2 separate regions of the Homo sapiens genome follow, and region 1 is linked to region 2. Evidence: read pairs that join two places in POLR2A ChIA-PET (ENCODE). Cell type or tissue: A673. All regions are shown on one strand. Links, peaks and the distances in the headings refer to the core of each region. The heading gives the core; the rest is flanking DNA.

The links. Peaks named below come from ENCODE experiments on the same cell type or tissue, not always from the same donor. Only the 100,000 strongest peaks of a DNase experiment are listed, where the experiment ranks them.
Region 1: POLR2A ChIA-PET joins it to region 2 with 6 read pairs; 4 of 35 experiments call an interaction of 5 or more read pairs at or near these places.

The regions. Positions count from the first base shown.
Region 1 is chr19:17,344,812-17,359,921 of GRCh38, reverse strand. It overlaps PLVAP (plasmalemma vesicle associated protein), which reads left to right. Exons shown (of 6, transcript NM_031310.3): 6 at 7,554-8,467. The coding sequence ends at 7,560. Among named protein-coding and RNA genes, the nearest start is that of GTPBP3, 15 kb to the right of the region's middle. RefSeq lists enhancers at 10,584-11,088, 12,870-13,831. In A673, for the core only: a CTCF peak has its summit at 13,571 (motif pointing left); DNase peaks (open chromatin) are centred at 10,911 and 13,521.
Region 2 is chr19:17,433,537-17,449,186 of GRCh38, reverse strand. It overlaps TMEM221 (transmembrane protein 221), which reads left to right and starts at 519. Exons shown (of 3, transcript NM_001190844.2): 1 at 519-1,044; 2 at 3,903-3,988; 3 at 12,260-13,678. The coding sequence starts at 725. The coding sequence ends at 12,729. RefSeq lists silencers at 386-505, 7,818-7,867. In A673, for the core only: a CTCF peak has its summit at 7,852 (motif pointing left); a DNase peak (open chromatin) is centred at 7,726.

The sequences.
Region 1 (15,110 bases), core at 7,111-15,110, 92 kb after region 2:
GGAGAGAAGGGGGAGTGGCATCCAGGAATGAATCCTGACCTTTACTTTCTAGAAAATGAGTCTCAGCTGGGCACAGTGGCTCATGCTTGGAATCCCAGCTACTCAGGAGGCTGAGGCAGGAGAATTGCTTGAACCTGGGAGGCGGAGGTTGCAGTGAGCCGAGATCATGCCACTGCACTCCAGCCTGGACGACAGAGTGAGACTGTGTCAGAAAAAAAAAAAAAAAAAGAGGCCGGGTACGGTGGCTTACGCCTGTAATCCCAGGCCGAGGTGGGCGGATCATGAGGTCAAGAGATCAAGACCATCTGGCCAACATGGTGAAACCCCATCTCTACTAAAAATACAAAAAGTAGCTGGGCGTGGTGGTATGCGCCTGTAGTCCCAGCTGCTTGGGAGACTGAGGCAGGAGAATCACTTGAACCCGGGAGGCAGAGGTTGCAGTGAGCCGAGATGACACCATTGCACTCCAGCCTGGGAACAGAGCAAGACTCTGTCTCAAAAAAAGAGAGGCTGGTTGCAGTGGCTCACGCCTGTAATCCCAGCACTTTGGGAGGCTGAAGCGGGCGGATCACTTGAGCTCAGGAGTTCAAAACTAGCTTGGCCAACATGGTGAAACCCTGTCTCTACTAAAAAAAAAAAAAAAATACAAAAATTAGCCGGGTGTGGTGGTGGGCACCTGTAATCCCAGCTACTCCGGAGGCTGAGGCAGGAGAATCACTTGAACCCGGGAGGTGGAGGTTGCAGTGAGCCAAGATTGAGCCACTACACTCCAGCCTGGGCAACAAAAAATAAAAATAAAAATAATAAATAAAAAAGAGTCTCAGCTAGGCACTGTGGCTCACACCTGTAATCCCAGCACTTTGGGAGGCCGAGGTGAGAGGATTGCTTGAGCCCAGGAGTTCAAGACCAGTCTGGGCAACATAGCAAAACCCCCTCTGTACAAAAAATACAAAAATTACCCAGGTGTGGTGGTGCGCACCTGTAGTCCGAGCTACTCAGGAGCCTGAGGTGGGAAGATCGCCCGAGTCCAGGAGGTGGAGGCTGCAGAGAGCCAAGATCGCATCCCTGCACTCCAGCCTGGGAGACAGAGTGAGATCCTGTCTTGGAAAAAAAAAAAAGATAGTCTCTGAAGTCAAGGGCCTGGAAATGCTTTGCTAATTGCAAGGTGCCATCCAAAAATGACCGGAGCAAGGGACTAGGGGCCTCTGTAGGAAGCAGCAAGGGCTCCTGGCACACGCTCAGGTCATGGCTTGCTGCCTGTGCCCCCTGCCTCCTCCCAGAGTCAGTCACTTCTCAGAGGGTGGCCTGTGCGTCACAGGGATGGTGACTCAGGCCACCGCCCCAAGAATAGCCTGTGCTCTCTCTGGGGTCCTGCTACACCACTGACGGAGGAGTCAGGGCCTGGCATTGCTGTTTGCAGTTTAGGACCCGAGGCTCAGGAAGGCACCAGAACTTTAAGTCAGATCCCTTTGACCCCAACCACTGTGCCTATGACCATTTTGCCACGGAGCTATTGTCATTCTGGGTCTGTTGCAGCCTCAGAGGGCTAATATGGGATTTCTGGCCAAGTAGATTTCCGAAAGCTTTGCCGCCAACTCCCCAGGATGCATCATGTCCAGCTCCATTTCCACCTCTTCTTCTTTTTTTTTTTTTTCCTTCTTGCATACCCTCTCCAACAGGGAGCTCACTCCCTCGCCAAGCTGTCTCTCAACCCCTTTGCTCTAGATGGCTCTGTCTGGGAGAAAGTTCTCAGCCCTGAGCAGCCCACAGGGAGGGAAACAAAAAGGTGAGGAGGAGATTCCCCGCTCCAAGCAAACACAATTTTCCTCTCTCCATCTTGGCCGAAAGCCCTCATGGCAAGGAAGGAGGTTCTATTATTATCCCCACTTCTCAGAGGAGGAAACTGAGGCCCCAGGGAAGTGAGCAGCCTGGGGTCACACAGTGGAGAATCAGGGCCAGGCCCGGGCTCCCAGCCCAGGACTGTCAGGGCCTCGGCTGAGAACCAGGGAAGCTCTTGACATTGTTTACCCCGAAATGACGTCCACCTGCCGAGAAAACAATGTGTACTTAAGCCTGGACCTTGCCTGCTTCTCTCCTCACGGTCGCAGGAAGGGCTTCTGGCCTGCTGGCTTCTGCCCTTGACTCGCCTTCCCCTGAGAGAGGCCGGGGGCAAGTGGGCTGGGGCTGTCTGCTCTGGGTTAACTGGGCAACTTGGGGAGAGTCACTGGAATTTTATTTTTTTAATCATTATTTTTTTCGAGACAGGGTCTTGCTCTGTCACCCAGGCTGGAGTGCAGTGGCACGATCATAGCTCACTGCAGCCTCGAACTCCTGGGCTCAAACAATCTTCCTGCCTCAGCCTCCCCAGTGGTTGAGCCTACAGGTACACTCCACCATGCCTAGCTAAATTGTTATTTTTTTGTAGAGACAGGGGTCTTGCTATGTTGCCCAGGCTGGATTTGAACTCCTGGCCTCAAGTGATCTTCCTGCCTCGGCCTCCCAAGTAGCTGAGTCACTAGAATTTTAGATGCACCTAATGAGGTGCTGGGACAAGACTCAGCATTAAATCACCCACCTCATGCATCGGGAGAGTTGATTTTTCCTTTTCCACTCCTTTTTCTTTTTTTTGAGATGGACTCTCACTCTGTCTCCTAGGCAGGAGTGCAGTGGCGCAATCACAGCTCACTGCAACCTCCGTCTCCTGGGTTAAGCAATTGTCCTGCCTCAGCCTCCTGAGTAGCTGGGATTACAGGAGTGTACCACCACACCTGGCTAATTTTTGTATCTTTTTCTACAAAATTTGTAAAAATTTTGGGGTTTCACCATGTTGGCCATGCTGGTCTCAAACTCCTGGCCTCAAGTGATCCGCCCTCCTTGGCCTCCCAAAGTGCTGGGATTAGAGGTATAAGCCACCCCCTCCGGCCTCCACTCTTACTTCTTCTTCTTTTGTTTTTTTGTTTTTGAGACGGAGTTTCTCTCTCGTTGCCCAGGCTGGAGTGCAATGGCCCGATCTCAGCTCACCGCAACCTCCACCTCCTGGGTTCAAGTGATTCTCCTGCCTCAGCCTCCCAAGCAGCTGGGATTACAGGCATGCGCCATCACGCCCGGCTAATTTTGTTTTTTTAGTAGAGACGGGGTTTCACCATGTTGGTCAGGCTGGTCTCGAACTCCCGACCTCAGGTGATCCACCCACCTCAGCCTCCCACAGTGCTGGGATTACAGGCGTGAGCCATCACACCCGACCCACTCTTATTCCTTCTAAGCCTTGATAAAATCTCAGTTTAGTGGGACAAAGTGGCTCACGCCTGTAATCCCAGCACTTTGGGAGGCTGAGGAGGATGAATTGCTTGAGTCTAGGAGTTCAAGTCCAGCCTGGGCAACATAGCAAGTCCTCGTCTCTAAGAGAGAAAAAATAAAATTCTCATTAATATAGTGTTTAGTTTAAAAAAATAAAATAGACAAAGCCTTAGCTGGTATTAACTTGCTCTAACGGCTTCCAGACACTTGCGCATCTCCCGTGTTCCCAAATCGATGGCCGACGCAGGGCCCCACATCAGCTGGGCTTCGGCGTGAGGTCTTGCTCTTATGGAAAAAAAATCTTTCTTTTTCTTTTTAGATGGAGTCTCACTCTGTCGCTGGGCTGGAGTGCAGTGGCGCAATCTCTGCTCACTGAAACCTCTGTCTCCCGGGTTCAAGCGATTCTCATGCCTCAGCCTCCCGAGTAGCTGGGATTACAGGCACGTGCCAGCATGCCCGGTTATTTTTTGTATTTTTTAGTAGAGACAGGGTTTCACCACATTAGCCAGGCTGGTCTCGAACTCCTGACCTCAGGCAGTCCGCCCGCCTTGGCCTCCCAAAGTTCTGGGATTACAGGCATGAGCCATGGTGCCCGGCCTATGGAAAATTTTAAAGTCATTTTCTGTTGGTGATGTGTGCGCCAGCTTTCCTTTACTTGATGAGACTGAGTGTCCCTTCCTGCAGATCACATGAGGCAGAGCAAAAACAAAAACAAACAAAAAAAGAAGTAGAGACTGAGTGTCTTTGGAAATCAATGTAAGTTTCTTTAAAAACGATATAAAGACAGTAATGGCTGGGTATGTTGGCTCACACCTGTAATCCCAGAACTTTGGGAGGCTGAGGCGGGCAGATCATGAGGTTAAGAGTTCAAGACCAGCATGGCCAACATGGTGATACCCTGTCTCTACTAAAAATACAAAAAATTAACTGGACATGGTGGAGTGTGCCTGTAATCCCAGCTACTCGGGAGGCTAAGGCAGGAGAATTGCTTGAACCAGGACCTGGGAGGTGGAGGTTGCAGTGAGCTGAGATTGCACCACTGCACTCCAGCCTGGGCTACAGAGCGAGACACTGTCTCAAAAAAAAAAAAAAAAATTAACCAGGCATGATGGCATGCACCTGTAGTCCCAGCTACTTGGGAGGCTGAGGCAGGAGGACTGCTTGAGCCGAGGAGTTCAAGGCTGCAGTGAGCTATGATCACGCCACTGCACTCCAACCTGGGTGACAGAGGAAGACCCTGCCTCTAAAACGTTTTTTAAATGGCAAATATTAAGTAAATCTTGGTCCAGGAGCTATGTGGCTGAATATGGCAAAAATTGCAATGGGAAGAGCTTTTTTTAAAAAAGATTTTATTATTTATTTTATTATTATTATTATTATTATTATTATTATTATTATTTTGAGATGGAGTCTCACTCTGCCACCCACGCTGGAGTACACTGGTGTGATCTCAGCTCACTGCAACCTCCACCTCCCAGGTTCAAGCAATTCTCCTGCCTCAGCCTCCCGAGTAGCTGGGATTACAGGTGCCCGCCACCAGCCTGGGTGATTTTTTTTGTATTTTTAGTAGAGATGGCGTTTCACCATGTTTACTAGGCTGGTCTTGAACTCCTGATCTCAGGTGATCTGCCCGCCTCAGCCTCCTAAAGTGCGAGGATTACAGGCTGGGCCACCACACCTGGCCAAGATTTTATTTTTATTTTTAATTTTAATTTTTTTTTTTTTTTGAGACGGAGTCTTGCTCTGTCACCCAGGCTGGAGTGCAGTGGCACGATCTCGGCTCACTGCAAGCTCTGCCTCCCGGGTTCACGCCATTCTCCTGCCTCAGCCTCCTGAGTAGCTGGGACTACAGGTGGCCACCACCACGCCCGGTTAATTTTTTGTATTTTTAGTAGAGGCGGGGTTTCACTGTGTTAGCCAGGATGGTCTCGATCTCCTCATCTCGTGATCCGCCTGCCTCGGCCTCCCAAAGTGCTGGGATTACAGGTGTGAGTCACAGCGCCCGGCCCTTTTTTTTTTTTTTTTTTTGAGACAGAGTCTCGCTCTGTTTTCCAGGCTGGAGTGCAATGGTGCCATCTCGGCTCACTGTAACCTCTGCCTCCCAGGTTCAAGTGATTCTCCTACTTCAGCCTCCCGAGTAGCTGGGATTAAAGGCATGCACCACCACACCCGGCTAATTTTTGTATTTTTAGTAGAGACGGCGTTTCGCCATGTTGGCCAGGCTGGTCTTAAACTCCTGACCTCAGGTGATCCGCCCACCTCCGTCTCCCAAAGTGCTAGGATTACAGGTATGAGCCACTGCGCCTGGCATTATTTTCTTAATCTTTTTTATTTTTTGAGAGAGTCTTGCTGTGTTGCCCAGGCTGCAGTGCAGTGGTGTGATCTTGGCTCACTGCAACTCCCACCTCCTGGGTTCAAGCAATTCTCATGCCTCAGCCTCCCAAGTAGCTGGGATTACAGACATGCATCACCAGGCCCGGCTAACTTTTGTATTTATAGTAGAAATGAGTTTTCACCACATTGGCCAGGCTGGTTTTGAACTCCTAGCCTCAAATGATCCCTCCACCTCGGCCTCCCAAAGTGCTGGGATTACAGGCATGAGCCACCGCGCCCGGCCGTATGGGCTTAAGATGGGAGTCCAGCCCTGGCTCTGAGCTGGACACGTGGTTAATGTTGTTCAAGTTCACTGTTAACGCCTCTGATGATTCGTGTGTCCATTCGAGCCGTATTTATTGAGCAGCTGCTGGTAACCGGGCATGGTGCTGGGTGCTGGGAACAAGGCACAGAAACCCGCTGCCCTCATGGGGCTCACAGTCTAGTGGGAGAGATGGATAATAAATTAGATGAACGGGTCACTCAAGGGTCCTTTGGTGATGGGCGAGACAGAGAAAGGGGCAGGAAGCGTAAGAAGGTTGGAACTTTCTACCAGAGACAGGGCAGGCTACACCGAGGAGGTGATATTGAAGCAGAGACCCAGAGGAGGTGAGGGAGGAGCCATGGGGGGATCCCAGGAAGGGTGCACCAGACAGAGGACACAGCCAGGGCAAAGGCCCCAAGGTGGGACCGTGCCTTGTGTGTTTGAGGGAAGAGGCCGGTGTGGCTGGAGTGGAGTGATGGAGGGGAACGGGAGGAGGAGGTGAGGGCAGGGAAGTGATGGGAGCTGATCAAGCCCTGCCTGTGGCTGCTGTGAGGACCTGAGCAGACGGGGGATGTGCATGACCCAGTTCAAGCATCCACAAGTTCCTCTGGTCACTGTTGGGGAACAGACTACGGGACAAAGAGCTGGGGACCAGGACAGAGGGATGTGCATTGACCCAGTTCAAGCAAAGATGGAGCCTTGCAGGCTGGCAGCAGGGACAAGAGCTGGGTAAATGCTGGTTGAGGATGGAGTCTGGGGCCAGGGCCAGGGCCCAGAGCCAACCAAGGAACGTGAGGCCACTCGGGCCCCAGGGAAGAGCCGGGGAAGGAAGGGAGAGGACCAGCGGAAGCGGGACTTAGCCACAGCCCCCTCCTCCCCCAGCAGGAAACAGGCTCTAAGCCAACCCCTGACCCCTCGCAGGAACCTCTGCCAGGCCCAGGAGGGGGAGGGCATCCCAGATAGCAAGACAACTCCGATCGTGCAAAGGCGGTGGGGCCGGAGGGTGCGGAAGCAGTGTGATGGCTCTTGGAATTGTTGGGTCTTTGGCACAGCAGGAGTCCCTGATGGGGAGGCCTGGCAGGGGCAGAGGGGTGGAGCCCTGAATGCCACGTTGTAAGGTTTGGACTTTCTCCTGAGGGCACTGGGGAGCCATGGAGGACATGTGAGCAGGAGCAGGCAAAAGAGGGAGACCGAAGCCTTGCCTTGGGAACCAGTGTAGGGGTCTGGGGGAGCAGAGGCTTTGGGGTAAATTCTCAGTATCCCCAGAATGTTGGGAGGCACTGGGGAGAGTCAAACAAGCTGTAGCAGAGGCTTGGGGCTCGTGAAGTGTGGCCACTCTGAATCTCAGTCTCTTCATCTGTATAATGGGGAAGAACACACCTCAGTCTCACCATTCACCATCCTGGGGAGGTTCAACACATGAGCGTCTCATGGAGAGGCTGAACCCGAAGGAGCCCTGGGGTTCTGAGGAAGAAGTAGGGGCCCAGGGTGGTAGGAGGCAGGGCCGGGGTCCCCAGGATGTTGTGTCCCCGCTGAGGACGAGCCTCCAGGGCCCGGCGAGGTTTGCCCTTCCCTCTGTCTGACACTCTGTTGTGTTACCATCCCCTTCCTGCCCTAGTGGCTGAGGAGGCTCCAGGCCTGAGGACCAAGGGATGGCCCGACTCGGCGGTTTGCGGAGGATGCAGGGATATGCTCACAGCGCCCGACACAACCCCCTCCCGCCGCCCCCAACCACCCAGGGCCACCATCAGACAACTCCCTGCATGCAAACCCCTAGTACCCTCTCACACCCGCACCCGCGCCTCACGATCCCTCACCCAGAGCACACGGCCGCGGAGATGACGTCACGCAAGCAACGGCGCTGACGTCACATATCACCGTGGTGATGGCGTCACGTGGCCATGTAGACGTCACGAAGAGATATAGCGATGGCGTCGTGCAGATGCAGCACGTCGCACACAGACATGGGGAACTTGGCATGACGTCACACCGAGATGCAGCAACGACGTCACGGGCCATGTCGACGTCACACATATTAATGTCACACAGACGCGGCGATGGCATCACACAGACGGTGATGATGTCACACACAGACACAGTGACAACACACACCATGACAACGACACCTATAGATATGGCACCAACATCACATGCACGCATGCCCTTTCACACACACTTTCTACCCAATTCTCACCTAGTGTCACGTTCCCCCGACCCTGGCACACGGGCCAAGGTACCCACAGGATCCCATCCCCTCCCGCACAGCCCTGGGCCCCAGCACCTCCCCTCCTCCAGCCTCCTGGCCTCCCAGCCACTTCCTCACCCCCAGTGCCTGGACCCGGAGGTGAGAACAGGAAGCCATTCACCTCCGCTCCTTGAGCGTGAGTGTTTCCAGGACCCCCTCGGGGCCCTGAGCCGGGGGTGAGGGTCACCTGTTGTCGGGAGGGGAGCCACTCCTTCTCCCCCAACTCCCAGCCCTGCCTGTGGCCCGTTGAAATGTTGGTGGCACTTAATAAATATTAGTAAATCCTTCAAAGACTCCAGAAGCGTGATTTCTGCTTTTAAAGGTACCACATGGTTTCTGGGCATGCTGGCTCACGCCTGTAATCCCAACACTTTGGGAGGCCAAGGCGGGAGGATCACTTGAGGTCAGGAGTTCGAGACCAGCCTAGCCAACATGGTGAAACCACATCTCTACTTAAAATACAAAAATTAGCTGGGCGTGGTGATGCACGCCTGTAATCCCAGCTACTCGGGAGGCTGAAGGAGGAGAATCTCTTGAACCCGGGAGGTGGAGGCTGCAGTGAGCCAAGATCGAGCCACTGCACCCTAGCCTGGGCAACAGAGCAAAAAACAAAACAAAACACAACACAACAACAACAACAACAACAAAAGTACCACATGGCTATGAAGGAGAAAAGACTGGAAAGAAGATGAAAGCCAGGGAACCTCCTCCCCAACTCCTCCAGGCCACAAGACCCTTCAACCTGGAACAAACGTTGGGGGACACCAGCAGCCCCCAAGGCACAGGCATCTCTATACACAAAGGGAAATAGCAGAGTCATAGCCAAAGAGGGTTTAATGCAGTGGCTACAAGGCACAGCATCATGACGGCAATGCTGTTAAATTTAGTGTTTCCTTTAAACAGCAGGCCAAGAAAGATGTCTCACATCTGTAATCCCAGCATTTTGGGAGGCTGAGGCTGGAGGATCGCTTGAGCTCAGGAGTTCAAGAACAGCCTGGGCAACATAGCAAGACACTGTCTCTACAAAAACCTTAAAAATTATCCAAGCATGGTGATGTGCACCTGTGGACCCAGCTAATCTGGAGGCAGAGGTGAGAGAATTGCTTGAGCCCAGGATTTCAAGACCAGTTGTGGCAATATAGTGAGAACTTGTCTTTACAAAAGATTTTAAAAATTAGCCAGGCATGGTGGCACACGCCTGTAGTCCCTATAATCCCAGCACTTTGGGAGGCTGAGGTGAGTGGATCACCTGAGGCCAGGAGTTTAAGACCAACTTGGCCAACATGGCAAAACCCCATCTCTACAAAAAAACACAAAGCCAGGCGTAGTGGTGTGCGTCTGTAATCCCAGCTACTCGGGAGGCTGAGGCACGAGGACCTCTTGAACCCTAGGAGGCGGAGGTTGCAGTGAGCCGAGATCACGCCACCGCACTCCAGCCTGGGCAACAAAGCAAGACCCTGTCTCAAAAAAAAAAAAAAAAAAAGAAAGAAAAAAGAGAAAGAAAGTTCTAGGTTTGCAAAGAATTCTCCAGAAAAGGTACCAGTGTCCAGTTTAAAGACACTTTGGCTCACTGCTATCACTAAATTAGCCAGTAGTCAGGGAAAAGCAAATCGAAAGAACACAGGGAAATCACATTGCACCCAGCAGACTGGGAAAATGTCTTTTCAAGGTCATAACACCCAACACCTACTGCAAGTAAAGGTGTAGAAAAAAGGTCCTTTTCCTACAAGACTGGTAGAAATTCAAGTCCTGTAATAGCCCTTCCAGAAACTAGTTTAGTGAAACGTAATAAAATCAGGCTGGGTGCAATGGCACATTCCTGTAATCTCAGCACTTTGAGAGCCCTAGGTAGGAGGATCGCTTGAGCGCCAGAATTCGAGGTCAGCCTGGGCAACATAGCGAGACCTCGTCTCTACAAAAAATTTAAAGAAAACCAGGTGTGATGGTGCGTTCTTGTAGTGCCAGCTACTTGGGAGGCTGAGGTGGGAGAATTGCTTGAGCTCAGGAGCTGAAGGCTGCAGTGGGCTCTGATTCCACCACTATGCATCAACTTGGGTGACAGAGCAAGACCCTGTCTCAAATGAATGAATGCACAAAACTTTGACTCTGTAACCCCATCCCTGGGGCTTTATCTCTAACAAGTAAAAACTTCAGGACATAAAGCCAATGGCCATCAGGAAAAACAGCCTTAAAATCGCTGTCTAGGGCCGGGCATGGTTGCTCATGCCTGTAATCCCAGCACTTCGGGAGGCTGAGGCGGGCAGATCATTTGAGATCAGGAGTTCGAGACCAGTCTGACCAACGTGGTGAAATCCCATCTCTGCTAAAAATACAAAAAAATTGGCCAGGCGTGATGGTGCATGCCTGTAGTCCCAGCTACTTAGGAGGCTGAAGCAGGAGAATCGCTTGAACCCAAGAGGCAGAGGTTGCAGTGAGCCGAGATCGCGCCACTGCACTCCAGCCTGGGCGACAGAGCGAGACTGCATCTCAAAAAAAAGAAAGAAAGAAAGAAAGAGAGAGAGAGAGAGAGAGAGAGAGAGAGAGAGAGAGAGAGAGAGAGAGAGAGAGAGAGAGAGAGAGAAAGAAAGAAAGAAAGAAAGAAAGAAAGAAAGAAAGAAATCACTGGCTAGGATCTCAGCTTGTCTCCTCCCCCAACACCTCCCATCCTCTCAATCCCTCAATTCCCTCCCAGCCCATCCCCTGGGGTCCTGGACTGGGACGGATGAGTCACAAGGACCTGGGAGCTGGCAGCGCCACGCTTAGGGCAGGCTAGTCTGGAGGGACAAAGGAACGATATTTCCGGGATACGGAAACAAGGGCGAGAGATGGTCACCGCAGGAAGCGCTCAGCTGGGGCTCTGCCAAGACAGAGTAGGGGGGTCAGCCTGGCCAGACCGCCCAGACGGGCTGAGCTGGAGGCCCCAAGGAAGCGGGGACATCCCTGCCCCTAAGCCTACTGCCAGACAGCCCAGAGTCCTTAGGGGGAGACATTGATGCCAGCCAGTCCTAACCATCCCAGAAGACCTGATTTAGGATTTCAGAGCCAAACATCCCTGGGTTTGAATCTTGGCTCAGTCAATCCTAGCCTCCATTTTCTCATCCAAGCATTGGGTGTAATAATAATAACTCTAAGGTCAGGCATTGTTTTTATAAATAAAGTTGTATTAGGGCTGGGCACGGTGGCTCATGGCTATTATCTCAGCGCTTTGGGGGATCGAGATAGGAGGATCGCTTGAGTCCAGGAGTTTGAGACCAGCCTGAGAAATTTAGCAAGACCCTATGTCTAGCAAAAATTTAAAAATTAGCTGGGCATGGTGGTGCGTACCTTTAGTCCCAGCTACCTGGGGGGCTGAGGCAGGAGAATCACTTGAGTCCAGGAGTTGGAGGCTGCAGTGAGCTAGGATTGCACCACTGTACTCCAGCCGGGGCGACAGAGCAAGACCCTGTCTCTAAAATAATAATAGTAATAATTCTAAACTCTCCAGACACATGGGCACAGGCCTCTGGTCCTTTGTCTGTTTTGCCTTCCAGAGCATTCCAGGAGCCATCATCCCTCTAACCGATCCCAGTGACCTGGCCCTGGCTCAGCCCCTGTACACTTGCACCTCAGCTGCTGCCTCTGGTATGGCTCCTGTGCTGGTCCAGAGGAGTCTTTCCATTACAGACTCTGTCCAAGTCCCTCTCCTGCTCACACACTCTCCATGGCTCCCTATTACCCTTAGAACAAAGTCTAACTCCTTAGCACATCTGTGACTCCCCTTTTGCCTCCTCCTATCCTGGACTTTTTAATTCTTTGTAAAAGACTCAACATTCATTAATTTGTGCTGTGCCCTTGGATTAGAAAGTCTTTTTCATGTCTAACGAACCCTTCTACCTCTGAAGCCCAGCTCCAGAGACCCCCTCCTCCAGGCAGCCTTTCTTGAAGTCCCAGATATAGCCCTTGCTTCCCCTTTTGGAAACCTCTCTCCCAGCCTCATCCCTCCCTCTTTCCAGCTCTGACCCTAAAGCTCTGACTGTCCCAGGCTGGTGACTCCTCAGGAACCGGGTGGGGGCTGAATACAGGGGGTGGGGGTCGAGCAATTGGCCGATCAGGCCCCCTTCCTGACCCTGAGGTCCAACCGCCTGGCGAGTCTCAGACTCTTTGGGGATTTCCTGCAGCCTCTATAAATAACCCCCATGGCTGCTTCCCACAAACCACCTCACCCTTCTTGGAAAAAAAGGATTGTAGCCAAGGACCTCAGGCCAGCTGTGTGCCAGGGCCCCAGGGAAGGCAGGCGGGGCCCCAGCATCCTGTCCAAAGAGCATCTCCAATCCCACCCAGGCACAGGCCCAGCTCACCCCTCCTGGGAGCCTTCAGGACCCTCCCCACTTCAAGCCCACCCCTCACGCCCAGATCTACATTATTGCTTTTCTTCTCTGGGCATCGGTTTGGTTTCCTGATGGGGCCAATAGTAACATCTGTGGACTCAGCTCATGGTGTGACCCTTTCCACTCTGGCCACCGCCCCTCCAGCCCCAATTTGTTGATTTGGTTGAACAAGCAAGGAAATGAACAAATAGTGACATACTGCCAGGAACCCTGTAAATAAAATCAGGCCTGGGTCTCCTCTAGTTGGGTGGTTGGGAAACTCTGGTGGCCTCCTTTGGCCCTTGTCATGCCCTCTGTCTGCCCGGGATGTCTCCCAGGCTCTGTGTCCCCTGAAACCAGAGAGTTTCTATCTTCAACCACTGGAGGTGGAGATCTTTTTCTTTTTTTTTTTTTTTTAATGTGAGATGGAGTCTCACTCTGTTTCCCAGGCTAGAGTGTAGTGGCGCCATCTTGGCTCACTGCAACCTCCGCCTCCCAGGTTCAAATGATTCTCCTGCCTCAGCCTCCCGAATAGCTAGGATTACAGATATGCACCAGCACGCCCGGCTAATTTTTGTATTTTTAGTAGAGACGGGGTTTCACTACGTTGGCCAGGCTGGTCTCCTGACCTCAGGTGATCCACCCACCTTGGCCTCCCAAAGTGCTGGGATTACAGGCGTGAGCCACCGCGCCCGGCCCTGAGGTCTCCTTCAGTTGGGTGGTCAGAAACTCTGCGGGCCTCCTTAGGCCCTTTTCGTGCCCTCTCTCTGCCGCGGATGCCTCCCAGGCTCTGTGTCCACTGAAATCAGAGTTTGTATATTCAACCACTGGAGGTGGAGATCTTTTTCTGATTCCAGAAAAGATCCTGATTCTCTTCGAGACTCAGTTTCCACCCCAGTCAGGGGAAGTTAACCATTCACATGCCACCAGGTGAATGCGGAAGGCCTAGATCCGCTGAGGGTGGGGCACCGGGAGCGCTGATGGGAGGATTGCTGGGGACCGCCTCACTTAGCGCGACGCGCCCTCTGCTGGTCGGTCCCCGCCACGTCAGGCTCCCCGAAGAATCTCAGACGAACCTCTGCCTATCAGACCCCTCCATCCATCCCTTCTCCAATGGTCTCCCTCCTCTTTCTCCTCCTTTCCTCTGCTCCAGCCACTCTGACCACCTCTGGCCGGGCGCGGTGGCTCTCGCCTGTAATCCCAACACTTTGGGAGGCTGAGGCGGACAGATCACTTGAGGTCAGGAGTTTGAGACCAACCTGGGCAACATAGCAAGATCCTGTCTCCATGAAAAAAATTTAAAAATTAGCCGGGCATGGTGGTTGTGGTCCTAGCTATTCAGGAGGCCGAGGTGGAAGGATCAACTGAGCCCAGGAGGTTGAAGATTACAGTGAGCCATGATTGTACCACTGCATTCCAGCCTGGGTGACAGAGTGAGACCCCACCCCAACCCCCCCCCAAAAAAAGGGCCAGGCATAGTAGCTCACACCTGTAATCCCAGCACCTTGGGAAGCCAAGGCAGGAAGATTGCCTGAGCCCAAAAGCTTAAAACCAGCTTGGGCAACATAGTGAGAACCCATCTCTAAAAGAAATTTAAAAATTAGCTGGGCGTGGTGGCGCATGCCTGTAGTCCTAGCTATTCAGGAGGCTGAGGTGGGAGGATCACTTGAGCCCAGAAGATGGAAGCTACAGTGAGCCATGATCGAGCCACTGCAGTCCAGCCTGGGTGAAAGGGAGAGGCCTTGTCAAAAAAAAAAAAAAAAAAAAAAAAGGTCGGGCGTGGTGGCACATGCCTGTAATCCCAGCTACTTGGGAGGCTGAGGCAGGAGAATTGCTTGAACCTGGAAGGCGGAGGTTGCAGTGAGCCACAATCACGCCACCGCACTCCAGCCTGGGCGACAGAGCAAGACCCTGTCTCAAAAAAAAAAAAAAAAAAAAAGCAAACAAACCAACAAAAAAACCTGACCATCTCACTATTCCTTGAACACACCGCGAAGTTCCTGAATCAGTGGGATATGTAATCCAGTGAAATATGTGTCAGTGGGATATGCATATGAAGGGATTTGCATATTCAGTGCCCTCTGCCTGGGGTGCCCTCCCCAGACTCCTCCATCTGACATCCTCACCATTCAGATCTCAACACTCATCACCTCTGCCAGGCAGCCCACTTTAAGTTGCCTGACTAGGTCACTTCTCCTCTTTATGAGCTTCAAAGAAGCCATCAGGCCAGGCACGGTGGCTCACACATGTGATCCCAGCACTTTGGGAGGCTGAGGTCTCAGGATCACCAGAGGCCAAGAGTTTGAGACCAGCCTGGGCAACACAGCAAGACCCCCATCTTTACTTAAAGAAAAAAAAAAAAAAGGCTGGGCACGGTGGCTCACGCCTGTAATCCCAGGCATTTGAGACCAGCCTGGCCAACATGGTGAAACCCGTCTCTACTAAAAATACAAAAATTAGCCAGGCGTGGTGGCACACGCCTATAGTCCCAGCTACTCGGGAGGCTGAGGCAGGAGAGTCGCTTGAACCTGGGAGGCAGAGGTTGCCAGTGAGCTGAGATCATGCCACTCCACCCTGGGCAAAA
Region 2 (15,650 bases), core at 3,901-11,900:
ATTTTGAGACGGAGTCTCGCTCTGTCGCCCAGGCTGCAGTGCAATGGCGTAATCTCAGCTCACTGAAACCTCCGCCTCCTGGGTTCAAGCAATTCTCCTGCATCAGCCTCCCGAGTAGCTGGGATTACAGGCTCCGGCCACCACGCCCGGCTAATTTTTGTATTTTTAGTAGAGACGGGGTTTCACCATATTGGCCAGGCTGGTCTGGAACTCTTGACCTTGTGATCCGCCCGCCTCGGCCTCCCAAGGTGCTGGGATTACAGGCGAGAGCCACCGCCCCCGGCCTCCTTTTTCTTGTTTTAAACCACAATACAATCGATGCTTAGGGCGGCAGGGGGCGGGGTGGTGCCCTTTTCTGAACTTAGCGAGCTGTGGGGTTCCCGCGATCCAGTCCCTAGTGGGGCCTCCCCGCCCTGCGCCCGGTGCCAGGCCCCGCCCCGCCAGGCCCAGCGGACCAAGAGGGGGCGCCCGCGGGGCCCCGGGAGGGAGGAGAAAAGACTTTGTCCCAAGTTTTCGCGGAGATTCGGCGTCCCGGCTGCGACCAGCACCCCGGAGCCCCCGTCCGTCTGGCGACCCCCAGCCCAGTCCCCGAACTTTCAGACACTCCCTGCGGCCCCGCCCCCTCGGGGACCCCCTGAGGACCCTCGGATTCCCCCCAACTCCCCTGCCCTCTAAAACCACTTCAATTCCTCAACTCTTCCCCCGGCCCGCAGGAACCCCCGCCATGGCCCGTTCTTACGGCGGCCGGGTGCTGGCTGCAATGACCCTGCTGGGCATCGCGGCGGCCGTGCTGGCGGCGCTGGGCGCGCAGCTGCTGTTTCAGCTGCAGGCGGGCCGCGCCGAGCTGCGGGGGCTGCGCGCCGAGGGGCTGGGCCAGGAGCTGGGCGCCGGCCCCGGGCTGCCAGAGGACGCGGCCGGGACGCTGCTGCCGCTGGCCGCCGCGCTGGCCGCGCTGGTGCTCGTGCTGGGGTTCACCTGCTTGCTGCTCGCCGCGCTCTGTGGCCACCTGGGCGCCGAGCTGGCGCGGGGGCCTGGCCCCAGGAGGTAGGAGGACTGGCCTCACCGCCTCGGAGGCCCGGCTGGGGGCTGGGTGAGCCTGGTTGAGCCTCTTCCCCTCTTTTGGCCTCAGGCTGGGGGGACAGCTTCCCTCCCCACTTCCCTCTCCCCACCACTCCATGTCTCTCTGCCTCCCTCCTTTCCTCTCCTCCTCCCTCCTTCCCTCCCTCCATTCTATATTTGTTCAATTTTGCAGCAGGTGCAACCACTGCTGTGTCTCGCATTTTGCAGATGAGGAAACTGAGGCTCAAAGAGGGTCCAGGATCAGCTTGCCTGGATCTCAAACAGGGGAGGCTGAGCTCTCAGGCTGTCTGGCTTGGAAGTGGGTGGGAGGCGGGACAGTGCTGGACTTGAACTTGGTTCTGGGTAGAGCCAGCCAGAGCCTGTGTCCTGGTCTGAAATTGAGTTCCTTCCTCAGGGACCTGAACTCAGTCAGGGATGTGGTCATTGAGGGACCCCTATCAGGGGCAGTGGTTGTGGAAGGAGGAACCCTCCTTGAGCTGAGGACTCCGCTGTCCCACATGGTAGTGTTTCTCTCCAGAATGTCGGGGGAGAGGAGCCCAAATTCTAGTCCAGAATTCTGTGAAATTGAGCAGATGAGAACTCCCACCATTGAGGTAGATCCTATCCAGACCATGCACCTTCCACCCAAGGGACAATGAAATGCATGGGTCCCACGGGTCAGCAAACATCTGTTGGGTGCCTGCCTGCAGGGGAATGGATCTGGCTCAGGGCATCAGAGACAGCGGGGACCAAGTGGACCCAGACCTGCTCTCATGGGGTCACAGAAAATAAGGAAACATAACAAGGACAAGGCATGGTGGTTCACACCTGCAATCCCAGCCCTTTGGGAGGCAGAGGCAGGAGGATCATTTGAGGCCAGGAATTTTTTTTTCTTTTTTTTTTTTTGAGACAGAGTCTTGCTCTGTCACCCAGGCTGGAGTGCAGTGGCGCTATCTCGGTTCACTGCAGCCTCCACCTCTTGGGTTCAAGCGATTCTCCCACCTTAGCCTCCCGAGTAGCTGGGATTACAGGTGCCCACCACCATACCCAGCTAATTTTTGTATTTTTAGTAGAGGCGGGGTTTCACCATGTTGGCCAGGCTGGTCTTGAACTCCTGACCTCAAATGACCCACCCACCTTGGCCTCCCAAAGTGCTGGGAGGCCAGGAATTTGAGACCAGCCTGGGTAATATAGCAAGACCTTGCCTCTACAAAAAGAAAAAATAATAATTAGCTAGGTGTGGTGGTGCATGCCTGTAGTCCCATACACTTAAGAGGCTGAGGCAAGAGGATCCCTTGAGCCCAGGAGGTCAAGGCTGCAGTGAGCCATGATCATGCTTATGAATAACCACTGCACTCTAGTTTGGGCAACATAGTGAGACCTCATCTCTAATAATAATAATAATAGCAGATGGTAATGAGTGCTGAGAAGGAAAGGAAACAGAGAGATGGGATAGAGAGGAGATAGGACTTTGGGATTTCTTCTGCTAAGGAGGGTTGTGAGTAAGGAGGAAGGTGATCTGATTTAGGTTTTGAATGACCACCTCTAGCCACTGTGCTGAAAAGGGGACAGGAGGGAAGGCGACAGGAAGATGGGGAAGGCGTCCACTTTCATTATACTGGTGGGAGCTGAGTGAGGATGGAAGCTCTTATAGCCTCCACTTCCTCCTCAATCAGTCTCACCTCTTGGGGTCGCGGTTTGTATCATCAATAACAGCATGTGAAACTCAGTTTCCTCATCTCTCAAAGAAGCTTGTAGTCTGTAAAATAATGGAAGCCAGGTGTGTAGCAAGTATCTGCACATAGTAGCTGCATCCTGAGTGTTGAGTGTTTGAGTGGACTCATGCATATAGATGGGTTATAGGGGAAAGAGAATGGATGGTGGATGGATCGAAGTAAGGAAGGATGAATGGATGGATGGATAGATGGATGGATGGATGGATGAGGGGTGGATGGATAGTGAATGGAAGATGGATGACCAGTGGATGGGTGGGTGAGGGATGGATAGATAGGATAGCAGAGGGTGTTTAAATGAATGGATGGATGGATGAATAGCACATGGTTAAATGGATGGAAGGCTGTATATGAGTGCTGGTCAAATAATCAATGAATATGAATGGTAAATGGATGGTGGACACTGACTTGGAAAAATGGATGTGTGGATGGATGGAGCATAGATAAATGGATAGATATCAGATAGTGGATGGTGGATATCTAAATGATTGTATGGATGGATGAATGGGTGGGGCCGATGGATGGATAAGTGGATGGATGAATGAATTGATAAGTGGATGGATGAATGAATGAGTGGATGGATGACTGGTTTGATGGATGGATAAGTGAATGGATGGATGGATAAGTGGATGGATGGATGAGTGGAAGTATGGATGGATGGATGGGTGGATGGATAAGTGGACAGATGGATGAATGGGTGGATGAATGGATGAATGGATAAATGGATGGATGGATGGATGGGTAAGTGGGTGGATGGATGAATGGGCATATGGATGGATGGGTGGATGGATGGATGAGTGGACAAATGGGTGAATGGGTGGATAAATGGATGAATGGATGAATGGATAAATGGGTGGATAGATGGATGGATGGGCTGATGGATACATGAGCTGATGGATGAATTGATGGATAGATGGAGAGTGGATAAGTAAATGGATGTAAATGGGTGGGCAAGTAGATGGATGATGGTTAGGTACTCACATAGATTTTGGGTCCCTGAAAGCTGGGTCCTTGTCTCATTTAAGCGGCTCTCCCTCCCTGTCCTCACTGACCTCCCCCCACCAGCTCCACTTCCTGAACCCTTTATCTTCCTGCTCCCCTTCATTCCAGGTCTGACTGGTTTCTCTACGACTGCCGCCTCCTCAGACATGTGGCCCTTGGCCTTTTCTGCTGTGGGATCTCCGTCTATTTAGCAGGTGTGTGCTGGAATAGAACGTGGGGCATGGGACCCTGGGCTGGGTAGAGAGCAGCAATGGTCCCCTAACTGGGATCAACTCTGCAGACAGCCTCCTTGAGTTCAACTCCAGGCTCTGACACTTCTTTGCTTTGGTGCCTTGGGCAAAGTCTCTCTGTGCCTTGATTTCCTCATCAGTACAATGGGAATAACTGTCATTACCTCACAGAATCACTTGAGGAGATTCTGAGATTTAATCCTCATGAAAGCCCATAGGACCAGGCATAGTAGCTCACATCTGTAATCCCAGCAATATGGGAGACTGAGGTAGGAGGATTGCTTGAGGCCAGGAGTTTGAGACCAGCCTGGGCAACATAACAAAACCCCATCTCTACAAAAAAAAAAAAAACTATATATATATATAATATATATTTATTAAATATATAAATATATATTTATATTTATATGTTTATATTAATATATATTTATATAATATATTTATATTTATATATTATATATCTATATATAGACTTGGTGTGGTGGTACACACCTGTAGTCCCAGCTCCTCGGGAGGCTAAGGTGGGAGGATCACTTGAGCCCGAAGGTTGAGGCTGCAGTGAGCCATGATCACCCCACTGCACTGCACTCCAGCCTGGGTGATACAGCGAGACCCTATCTCATTAAAAAAAAAAAAAAAAAAAAGCCCGTGGATGGCATCTGACTCCAGCAGGGACTCCACAAATGCTAGCTGTCATCAGAACACTTCTGATTCATCAGTTTTATAATTTGTTTGAACAAAAATTTTCATGGCCTGCGTGGTGTCTAAAGATAGCATTTTGGCCAGGCGCAGTGGCTCACGCCTGTAATCCCAGCACTTTGAGGGGCCGAGGCTGGTGGATCACCTGAGGTCAGGAGTTTGATACCAGCCTGGCCAACATGGTGAAACCCCATCTCTACTAAAAATACAAAAAAATTAGCCGGGCATGGTGGTGGGCGCCTATAATATCAGCCACTCAGGAGGCTGAGGCAGGGGAATCACTTGAACCAGGGGGCAGAGGTTGCAGTGAGCCAAGATCGTGCCACTGCACTCCAGCCTGGGCAACAAGGGCAAAACCCCGTCTCAAAAAAAAAAAAAAAAAAAAAAAAAAAGATAGCATTTTACAGGTTGGAATGAGTGAAAGCTGTTTTGGTTACAAATATCAATCTCCAGCTCAAAAATGGCTTGAGAAAAAAAAAAAAAAGGATACCCCAGATGCTGGAACGCATCACACTGTCCTTCCTTCCTGATTTGTAATAACTTTTCTTCAATCAACTTTCTTTCATCCATCCGGGCTGGTAAAGGAATGAAATCATTAAGTGTCTTTCAAGAGACTCCTAACGCCTTATATTTGGTTTTAATCTTGAAACAAATGTGTTGATGATGCTGCGGACTCAATGCTGAATCATATATAAGTCCCTGCCAGCCCTGTAAACAATCTGTTTTACAGGAAGAAAAAATATCCTACTGAATGAAAAACAGGATTTGCTATTACTGTTTTTTTTTCATAGTCCCACCACAGAAAATAGAAATTTAAAAAGATATTTAGGCCGGGCGCGGTGGCTCATGCCTATAATCCCAGCACTTTGGGAGGCCAAAGTGGGTGAATCACTTGAGGGTAGGAGTTCAAGACCAGCCTGGCCAATATGCTGAAACCGCCCCCCCACCCCACCATTAAAAATTCAAAAAAATTAGCTGGGCCTGGTGGCAGCTGCCTGTAATCCCAGCTACTCGGGAGACTGAGGTGGGAGAATCACTTGAACCTGAGAGGTGGAGGTTTCAGAGAGCCAAGATCGTGCAACTGCACTCCAGCCTGGGTGACAGACTGAAACTTCATCTCAATAAATAAATAAATAAATAAATAAATAAATGTTTAAAAAGATATATTAAAAAAATTTTTTTTGATGCGGAGTCTCGCTCTGTCGCCCAGGCTGGAGTGCAGTGGTGTGATCTCGGCTCACTGCAAGCTCCGCCTCCTGGGTTCATGCCACTCTTCTTCCTCAGCCTCCTGAGTAGCTGGGACTACAGGTGCCCACCACCACGCCCAGCTAATTTTTTGTATTTTTAGTAGAGACGGGGTTTCACCGTGTTAGCCAGGATGGTCTACGATCTCCTGACCTCAGGTGATCCACCAACCTCGGCCTCCCAAAGTGCTGGGATTACAGGCGTGAGCCACCACGCCCGGCCCTGAGCCACCACGCCAGGCCCTCAAAATATTTTTAATGAGATGTGAGCCTAAGGCTCACTGTGGGAATTTATATATGTGAAGTGCACGGAACACTGCATAACTTTTGTTGTTTGACTTAATGAAATGCTCCAGAAGTAGTTTTTTTTTTAAAAAAAGGAGAAGGGATGGATGACTTGTGCATCTGAAATTGTCAGGGGAAGTTGGCTTCAGGTGTGGCTGGATCCAGGCACTCAAATTAGGTTATCAGAAATGCCTCTCAGCCGGGTGTGGTTGCTCACACCTGTAATCCCAGCACTTTGGGAGGCCGAGGCGAGTGGATCACTTGAGGTGGAGTTTGAGACCAGCCTGGGCAACATGGTGAAACTCCATCTCTACTAAGTATACAAAAATTAGCCAAACATTGTGGCATACCCCTGTAATCCCAGCTACTCCAGAGGCTGAGGCAGGAGAATTGTTTGAACCTGGGAGGCAGAGGTTGCACTGAGCCAAGATCATGCCACTGCACTCCAGCCTGGGCGACAGAGTGAGATGCCATCTAAAAAAAAAAAAAAAAGAAAGAAAAGAAAGAAATTAGCCAGGCATGGTGGTTCATGCCTGTAGACCCAGCTACTCAGGAGGCTGAAGGCAGGAGGATCGCTTGAACCCAGGGGGCGGAGGTTGCAGTGAGCCGAGATTGTGCCATTGCACAGCCTGGGTGACAGAGTGAGACTCTGTCTCAAAAATGATGTTGTTGATAATAATAATAATAATAAAAGAAAAAAGAAACAGAAATGCTTGTCACTTCACCTGTTCATCTGCTGTTCCCTGAATGGGCTTCTCTCTGAGAAAGATGCCTCTATCTGTAAGCACTTTTGACACGATGCCTGGAGCCTTGAGTCTTTGCACAGGCCAACAGAAATATTAAAGACCTAGGGAATAAGATATCCTCATTCTAAAATACAAGAACAATTACAAAAGGAAAAAAAAGGTAACATTATGTCAGCCTCACTAAGCGTAAAATTGAGAATTCATTCACCTCCCATTTAGATTGTTTTTGAGGCTAGGTGACCTCATTCAGCAAGAATTCCCAAGCACATCCAACCAATCATCCATTCATCGCTAGCTAGAACTAAAAGAATAATTACAAAATCCCTTTCAAAATGTTTCCAGCCAAAAAAAAAAAAAAAGTCCTTGGCCTTGCTTTCACATGTGGGACATCATGCAGTGTGATATCTTCCAAAGCAATAGTACAGAGCCAGAGAACGCGTATAAACAGCCTGGAAAGTGCCAAAAAAAAAAGTCCCCCATGTGTTCTGGGCCCCTCTCCTACCAATACCCTAGACGCTGCAGGAAAATCTATCTGTCCCAGTAGCCCAGGCTAAAGTCTCAGGGCTGACTCTGATAGGCTGAGCTTGGGCCATGTAATATTCCTCCACCAATCACTAACATCAGGGGAAGCAATTAATGCTCTGATTGGCTGAGCTTGGTCCAATGAGGACATCATTGATGCCAAAGTGGCTTAGTGATCCCAAATCCACTCTGCAGTGTAGAGATAGGGACCAAACCAGGGATTCTCCACTGAGACTGATTCTGGCCTCAGAGGAACTTTTGTCACTGCCTGGAGACATTTTTGGTGGTCGCCACAGAGTTGAGGGTGGGATGCTACTGACATCTAGTGGGTAAAAGCTGCTAAACGTCCTACGATGCACCACCACTAAGAATGGTGCCAACTGTATGCTGGAGAGGCTGATGGAGGGCTAGCTAGCTCAGGTCCTCAAAGTCCCTTCTTTTTTTTTTTTTTTTTTCTCTGAGATGGAGTCTTGCTCTGTTGCCCAGGCTGAAGTGCAGTAGAGTGATCCCAGCTCACTGCAACCACCACCTCCCAGATTCAAGCGATTCTCCTCCCTCAGCCTCCCAAGTACCTGGGATTACAGGAGCCCACCAGCACGCCCAGCTAATTTTTGTATTTTTAGCAGAGACGGGGTTTCATCATGTTGGCCAGGCTGGTCTCAAACTCCTGGCCTCAAGTGATCCGCCCACTTCGGCCTCCCAAAGTGCTGGGGTTACTGGCGTGAGCCACCACGCCCGGTCCCTCAAGGTCCCTTCTTATTCACATTGGCTAACTGAGGCCAGAGAGGGGTTGTGAATCTCTCAATGCCCCCCAAGCCTGGGGCGTGGCAAACCTGTGGGCACCAGAGAGTAGAGAGCAGAGGCTGGCTCCTCCACCTTGACCCTCACCCCCACCCCAGGCAGAGACAGACAGAGATGCAGGACCCTGAGAGCTGAGTTGCTGGGGGTGTTTCTGGTTTTGTTTGTTTAGAGACAGGGTCTTGCTATGTAGCCCAGGCTGGACTTGAACTCCTGGCTCAAGCAATCCTCCTGCCTCAGTCTCCCAATCCATGTAGCTGGGACTACAGGTGTACACCACCATACCCAGTTAAGTTGCAGTTTCACTGTGGCAAAGTACACATAACAAAAACATTACCATTTTAGGCCGGACGCGGTGGCTCACGCCTGTAATCCCAGCACTTTGGGAGACCGAGGCGGGCAGATCACGAGGTCAGGAGATCGAGACCATCCTGGCTAACAAGGTGAAACCCCATCTCTACTAAAAATACAAAAATTAGCCGGGTGTGGTGGCGGGCGGCTGTAGTCCCAGCTACTCGGGAGGCTGAGGCAGGAGAATGGCGTGAACCCGGGAGGCAGAGCTTGCAGTGAGCCGAGATTGCGCCACTGCACTCCAGCCTGGGTGACAGAGCGAGATTCCATCTCAAAAAAAAAAAAAAAAAAAAAATACCATTTTAACCAGTGTATTTTATTTCCATTTTTTGAGACAGGGTCTCGCTGTGTCACCCAGGCTGGAGTGCAGTGGTGTGATCATAGCTCACTGCAGCCTCCATGTCCTAGGCTCAAGCAATTCTTCTGCCTCAGCCCCGCAGCTAGCTGGGACCGTAGGCAAGCACTGCCATTCCTCGATAGTTTCTTATTTTTTGTAGGGACTGGTCTCCCTATGTCACCTGAGCTGGCGTCGAACTCCTGGCCTCAAGCAACCTCTCACCTCGGCTTCCAAAAGTGCTGGGATTACAGGTGTGAGCCACCTCGCCCAGCCGTTACCCACTTTAAAGTGAACAGTTCAGTGGGATTGAGCACATTCACGGTCTTAGGCAACGATCGCTACTATCTGGTTCCAGAATATTTTCATCACCCAACAGGAAACCCTGTCTCCATTAGCAATCACTCCCCATTGCCCCTTCCTCATCCCTGGAAGCCACTAATCTACTGTCTGTCTCTATGGATTTGCTTGTATTTTTTTTTTTTTCTTTTTTCTCGAGACAGCGTCTTGCTCTGTTGCCCAGGGTAGAGGGTAGCGGCGCGATCTCGGCTCACTGCAATCTCCACCTCCCAGATTCAAGCGATTCTCCTGCCTCAGCCTCCCAAGTAGCTGGGATTACAGGCACGTGCCACCACACCTGGCTACTTTTTATATTTTTGGTAGAGACAGGGTTTCACCATGTTGGCCAGGCTGGTCTCCAACACCTGACTTCAGGTGATCCACCCACCTCGGCCTCCCAAAGTGCTGGGATTACAAGCATGAGCCACTGCGCCCGGCCAGGATTTGCCTGTTCTGGACATTTCAGATCAATGACACCTCACACTCTGTGGCTATTTGCATCTGGCTTCTCTCACTCAGAACGATGTTTTCCTGGTTCATCCACATTGTAGAATGGAGCGGTGCCTCATTCCTTACATGCTGCATCATATTCCCTCATATGGGTATTCCACCAACAGGGAGGCTTTTTTTTTTTTTTTGAGATGGAGTCTCGCTCTGTCACCCAGGCTGGAGTGCAGTGGCGTGATCTCGGCTCGCTGCAAGCTCCGCCTCCCAGGTTCACGCCATTCTCCTGCCTCAGCCTCCTGAATAGCTGGGACTGCAGGCGCCCGCCACCACGATCGGCTAATTTTTTGTATTTTTAGCAGAGATGAGGTTTCACCGTGTTAGCCAGGATGGTCTCGATCTCCTGACCTTGTGATCCGCCCACGTCGGCCTCCCAAAGTGCTGGGATTACAGGTGTGAGCCACCGTGCCCGGCAAGGGAGGCTTCTTAAGAGATAGAGCAGGTGTCGGGCGCAGTGGCTAATGCCTGTAATCCCAGCACTTTGGGAGGCCGAGGCAGGTGGATCACCTGAGGTCAGGAGTTCGAGACCAGCCTGACCAACATGGTGAAACCCCTGTCTCTACTAAAAATACAAAATTAGCCAGGCATGGTGGTGCATGCCTATAATCCCAGCTACTCAAGAGGCTGAGGCAGGAGAATTGCTTGAACCCGAGAGGCAGAGGTTGCAGTGAGCTGAGATTGTGCCACTGCACTCCAGCCTCGGCAACAAGAGCAAAACTCAGTCTCAAAAAAAAAAAAAAAAAAAGATAGAGCAGGTAGGTCCTGTTCCTCCCCAGCTCCAAAATCCCCCTACTCATTGCTCTTAGAAGAAAACCCGGTAGGACACAGTGGCTCACGCCTGTAATCCCAGCCCTCTTGGCAGGCCAAGGCTAGAGGACCACTTGCGCTCAGGAATTGGAGACCAGCCTGGGCAACAAGGCGAAACCCCGTTTCTACTAAAAATACAAAAATCAGGCTGGGCCCAGTGGCTCATGCCTGTAATCCCAGCAGTTTGGAAGGCCAAGGTGGGCGGATCACCTGAGGTCAGGAGTTCAAGACCAGCCTGGCCAACATAGTGAAACCCTGTCTCTACTAAAAATACAAAAATTAGCTGGCGTGGTGGTGGGTGCCTATAATCCCAGCTACTTGGGAGGCTGAGGCATGAGAATCGCTTGAACCCGGGAAGCAGAGGTTGCAGTGAACAGAGGTCACACCACTGTGCTCCAGCCTGGGTGACAGAGCAAGATTCTGTCTCAAAAAAAAAAAAAAAAAAAATTAGCCAGGCATGGTGGCATGCACCTGTAGTCCCACCTACTCAGGAGGCTGAGGTGGGAGAATCACCTGAGCCTGGGGAGGTTGAGGCAGCAGTGAGCTGTAGCCGAGCCACTGCCTTCCAACCTGGGTGACAGAGCAAGACCCTGTCTCAAAAAAAAAAAAAGAAGAACAAGAACAAGAACAAGAAGAAAAAGAAGAAGAAGGAGAAGAAGGAGAAGACCCACACCCCTTTCTGTGGCCCCCACCCTCATCTGGTCCCCAACATCCACTCCTTCCTTAACTCCTCCATCTCTCCCCCACCTCTCCACCTTTCTGCTCCAGCTACACAACCCATTTTTCTTTTTTCTTTTCTTTTTGTTCAGACTGAGTCTCACTCTGTCACCCAGGCTGGAGTGCAGTGGTGCGATCTCGGCTCACTGCAGCCTCCATCTCCCAGGCTCAAGCAATTCTCCTGCTTCAGCCTCCTGAGGAGCTGGGATTACAGGCGCCCGCCACGATGCCCAGCTAATTTTTGTATTTTTTGTAGAGACAGGGTTTTACCATGTTGCACAGGCTGGTTTCAAACTCCTGACCTCAAGTGATCCACCTGCCTCAGCCTCCCAAAGTGTTAGGATTATAGGCGTGAGCCACTGAGCCCGGCCAGAACCCGTTTTGCTTTTTTCTGAGCCTCGGACACTCTTGGGTGTTTCCACCTCAGGACCTCTGCACTTGCCATGTCCCTGCAGCTGTCATCCTCCTCAGCTCTCCCAAAAACTGCTGCTTCTTCCCCAGGGTCTCAGCTCAAATAGCTCCTCCTCAGGGAAGCCCTGGCCCACAGCTGCTGAAATTAGTCTCTTTCTGTTGTCTCCTTCGGAGGCAGCACTGTGCTTCAGAGCACAGACTCTGGAGCCCACCAGCCTGGGTTAAAATCCCACCTCTGTCACTTCCTGGCTGTGTGGCTTTGAGGAGTCCCCTAACCTCTCTGGGCCCCAGCTTTCTTCTCTGTAAAATGGATGTGATGATGATGCACGAGTGGGATGTGGGAGGATTAAATGCCTATTCTATGTGCCTGTCATGTGGCAGGGCTTTTCGTAATTTCTCCCTGTGTGCAAGAACTCCCTGAGGGCTTGGAGGGCAAATGTTTGTTGACTGAATAAATGAGAGTCGTTTCCTTCCCTAGCACTGTCCATCTATGCCTTGCTACTTTTCGAGATCGAGACAGGCGCAGCAGCTGCTTCCATCCTCGGCTCGGGCACCCTGGTTCTGGTGGCTGTGCTGACCCACACTCTCCTCCGGGCTGCCCGGGCTGCCCGCCGTGGGCTCCATGAGTTGTCCCCGCCATCCTTTGAAGACGACCTCGCCCGCCCTGCCGAAGTCTCCAAGGCCAGCCCCAGAGCTCAGCCTCAGCAGGGTATCCATCGTCGGACCCCCTATTCAACCTGTCCAGAGCCTGGGGACCCCTTTGGGTCCATGGCCACTGCCACAGCACCTGCAGCCCTGGAGGGAGGCTGGGAGAGCAGCCTGCCTGCATCCAGAATGCACCGGACACTGTCGGCTGGCCTGGGGCACTGGGACGGGGTTACGCACGAGATGCGTCGAATGCTGGGCCACAGACCAGGGAGCATGGGGAAGGACTCCACACTGGTGTGAGCCCAGGGATGAGGAATAGAGACCTGGTGTAAGAAAAGGATACCATAGAGATAGGTTCGGGTTCAGCTGCAGTAGCAGTAGGACTTGATTTTTCTCTCATTTTATTGCATCCTTGGCTTTTGTCCTCAAGGTTGCCTCGTGGCACAAAATAATTGCCAGAGCTCCAGCCTTCACCTCCTCATTCTGAGGGAAAGTCAGAGGCCAGCGCTGGCTAGGTGTCTCCTGGAAGTCTTCCCAGGAAGCCTCGAAACCCTTCTTTTTATATCCCACTGGCCAGAACAGAGCGAAATGGCCATACCTTGCTGCAGGGGAGGCTGGGAAATGTGGCTGTCCAGATGGATGAGATTCTGTTACAGGCATAAGGGGAGCGGGGGGCTTAGGCAGTGATTCTCTAAGTGTCTCCATCCATTTCACAGATGAGGAAACGGAGGCCCCAAGAGAGGCAGTGACTCACCAGGGGGCCCACGGCCAGGACTGAGCACCAGAGCCAGGATTCTCACCTGAACCCCATAATCTCCATGCTGCTGATGTGCAAGTCTCAGACTCTGCAAAATCCACTGCACCCCCTCGGGCTGTGAACATTTCAAATCCATGTGTGCCAAGCTTGGAGCAGCCCAGGGCCAGGGGCACGGCTGGAGAGCTGGACCCAGGTTCCTGGCTGTGGACCCATGGCTGAGGGCTTAGCTGCTTTGTGCCTCAGTTTCCTCATCTGTAATATGGGGACACGAAGTGGCCCTGTCTCCAAGGGCTCTGACAAGACACATGACTTCATGTGAGGCATTCCGGGGACCCCCACACAATAGGTCCTCAATGTGTGTTAATCGTTCTCATGCTGCTGCTGCTTTTGGGGTGTAGGCATGGGTAGTTTCTGGGGCTCAAGGAAATAACAGAGGGGTCTCCAAAGGTCTCCTGTCTTGCACAACCCACAAGTAAACTCTGATATTCACTATCTGTGTGTTACTCAATGTTCAATTGTGCTGCGTGGCCAAGCCCAGGCCCATGGGTGGGACTTGGGTCGGGGGAAGGAAGGGCAAAAGTGAGAGCCAGGCCATGCCCCTTGTAGTCCCCAGGCTGGGACGCATGCTCCACCAGTTAGTTTTGTTTGGTTTTGGTTTTGGTTTGAGACAGAGTCTTGCTCTGTCTCCCAGGCTGGAGTGCAGTGGCACAATCTCGGCTCACTGCAACCTCCGTCTCCCAAGTTCAAGCGATTCTCCGGCCTCAGCCTCCTGAGTAGCTGGGATTACAGGCACCCACCACCATGCCTGGCTAATTTTTATATGTTTAGTAGAGACGGGTTCACCATGTTGGCCAGGCTGGTCTCGAACTCCTGACCTCAAGTGATCCCCTGCCTCGGCCTCCCAAAGTGCTGGAATTACAGGTGTGAGCCACTGCTCCTGGCCTTTTTAAAATTTTTTTGAGATGGAGTTTTGCTCTTGTGGCCCAGGCTGCAGTGCAATGGCCCAATCTTGGCTCATTGCCACCTCCGTCTCCCGGGTTCAAGCGATTTTCCTGCCTCAGCCTCCCAAGTAACTGGGACTACAGGAAAGGGCCACCATGCCCGGCTAGTTTTTACATTTTTTGTTTGTTTGCTTTTGAGACAGAGTCTCACTCTGTCGCCTAGGCTGGAGTGCAGTGGCGCGATCTTGGCTCACTGCAACCTCCGCCTCCCTGTTTTAAGTGATTCTCCTGCCTCAGCCTCCCAAGTAGCTGGGACTACAGGCAAGGGCCATCATGCCTGGATAGTTTTTACATTTTTAGTAGAGATGGTGATTTACCATGTTGGCCAGCTGGTCTCGAACTCCTGACCTCAAATGATCCATCCACCTTGGCCCCTCAAAGTGCTACAGGCGTGAGCCACCACGCCTGGCCTGAATTGTATACTTCTAAATGGTTAATTTTATGTTAATGTGATTTTTCACCTCAACACATTTTTAATTTTTTTTTTTTTTTTAAAGAGAGGGGTTTGCTCTATCACCCAGGCTGGAATGCAGTGTTGTGATCATAGCTCATTGCAGCCTCAAACTCCTGGGCTCAAGTGATCCTCCTGACTCAGCATCCAGAGTAGCTGGGACTGCAGGCATGCACCACCACACCTGGTTAATCTTTGTATTTTTTATTTTTGTAGAGATGGTGTTTTGCTATATTGCCCAGGCTGGTCTCGAACTCCCAGGCTCAAACAATTCTACCACAGCCACCCAGTAGCTGGGATTACAGGGGTGTGCCACCATGCTCCCTCCCACACACACAAAAATAAAGCAAGGCCGGCGCAGTGGCTCATGCCTGTAATCCCAGCACTTTGGGAGGCCACGGTGGGCAGATCACGAGGTCAGGAGTTCAAGACCAGCCTGGCCAACTTGGTGAAACCCTGTCTCTACTAAAAATACAAAAATTAGATGGGCATGGTGACGCATGCCAGTAATCCCAGCTACTTGGGAGGCTGAAGCGGGAGAATCGCTTGAACCGGGACCCAGGAGGTGGAGGCTGCAGTGAGCTGAGATTGTGCCACTGCCCTCCAGTCTGGGCTACAGAGCAAGACTCCGTCCCCCACAAAAAAAAAAAAAAAAATACAGAAAATTAGCTGGACATGGTGGTGGGTGCCTGTAATCCCAGCTACTCGGGACGCTGAGGCAGGAGAATCACTTAAGCCAGGGAGGCGGAGGTTGCAGTGAGCCAAGACCGCACCACTCCTCTCCAGCCTGGGCACAAAGCGAGACTCCGTCTCAAAAAATAAATAAATAAAAATAAATAAAAAATTGCACCCTGGGCACCTCAGCAACCTCACCCTAGGCTGGTCCCTGCTCTTCCTCCTGATACCTCAAACTTGAACCTTGGAAATGATAAGGTTCCAACTTGGGAGGCCCGGCTGAAAACCGCCCCCTCGTCTGCACTGCCTGGAAGGGGAGCTGAGTTACCGAGCATCT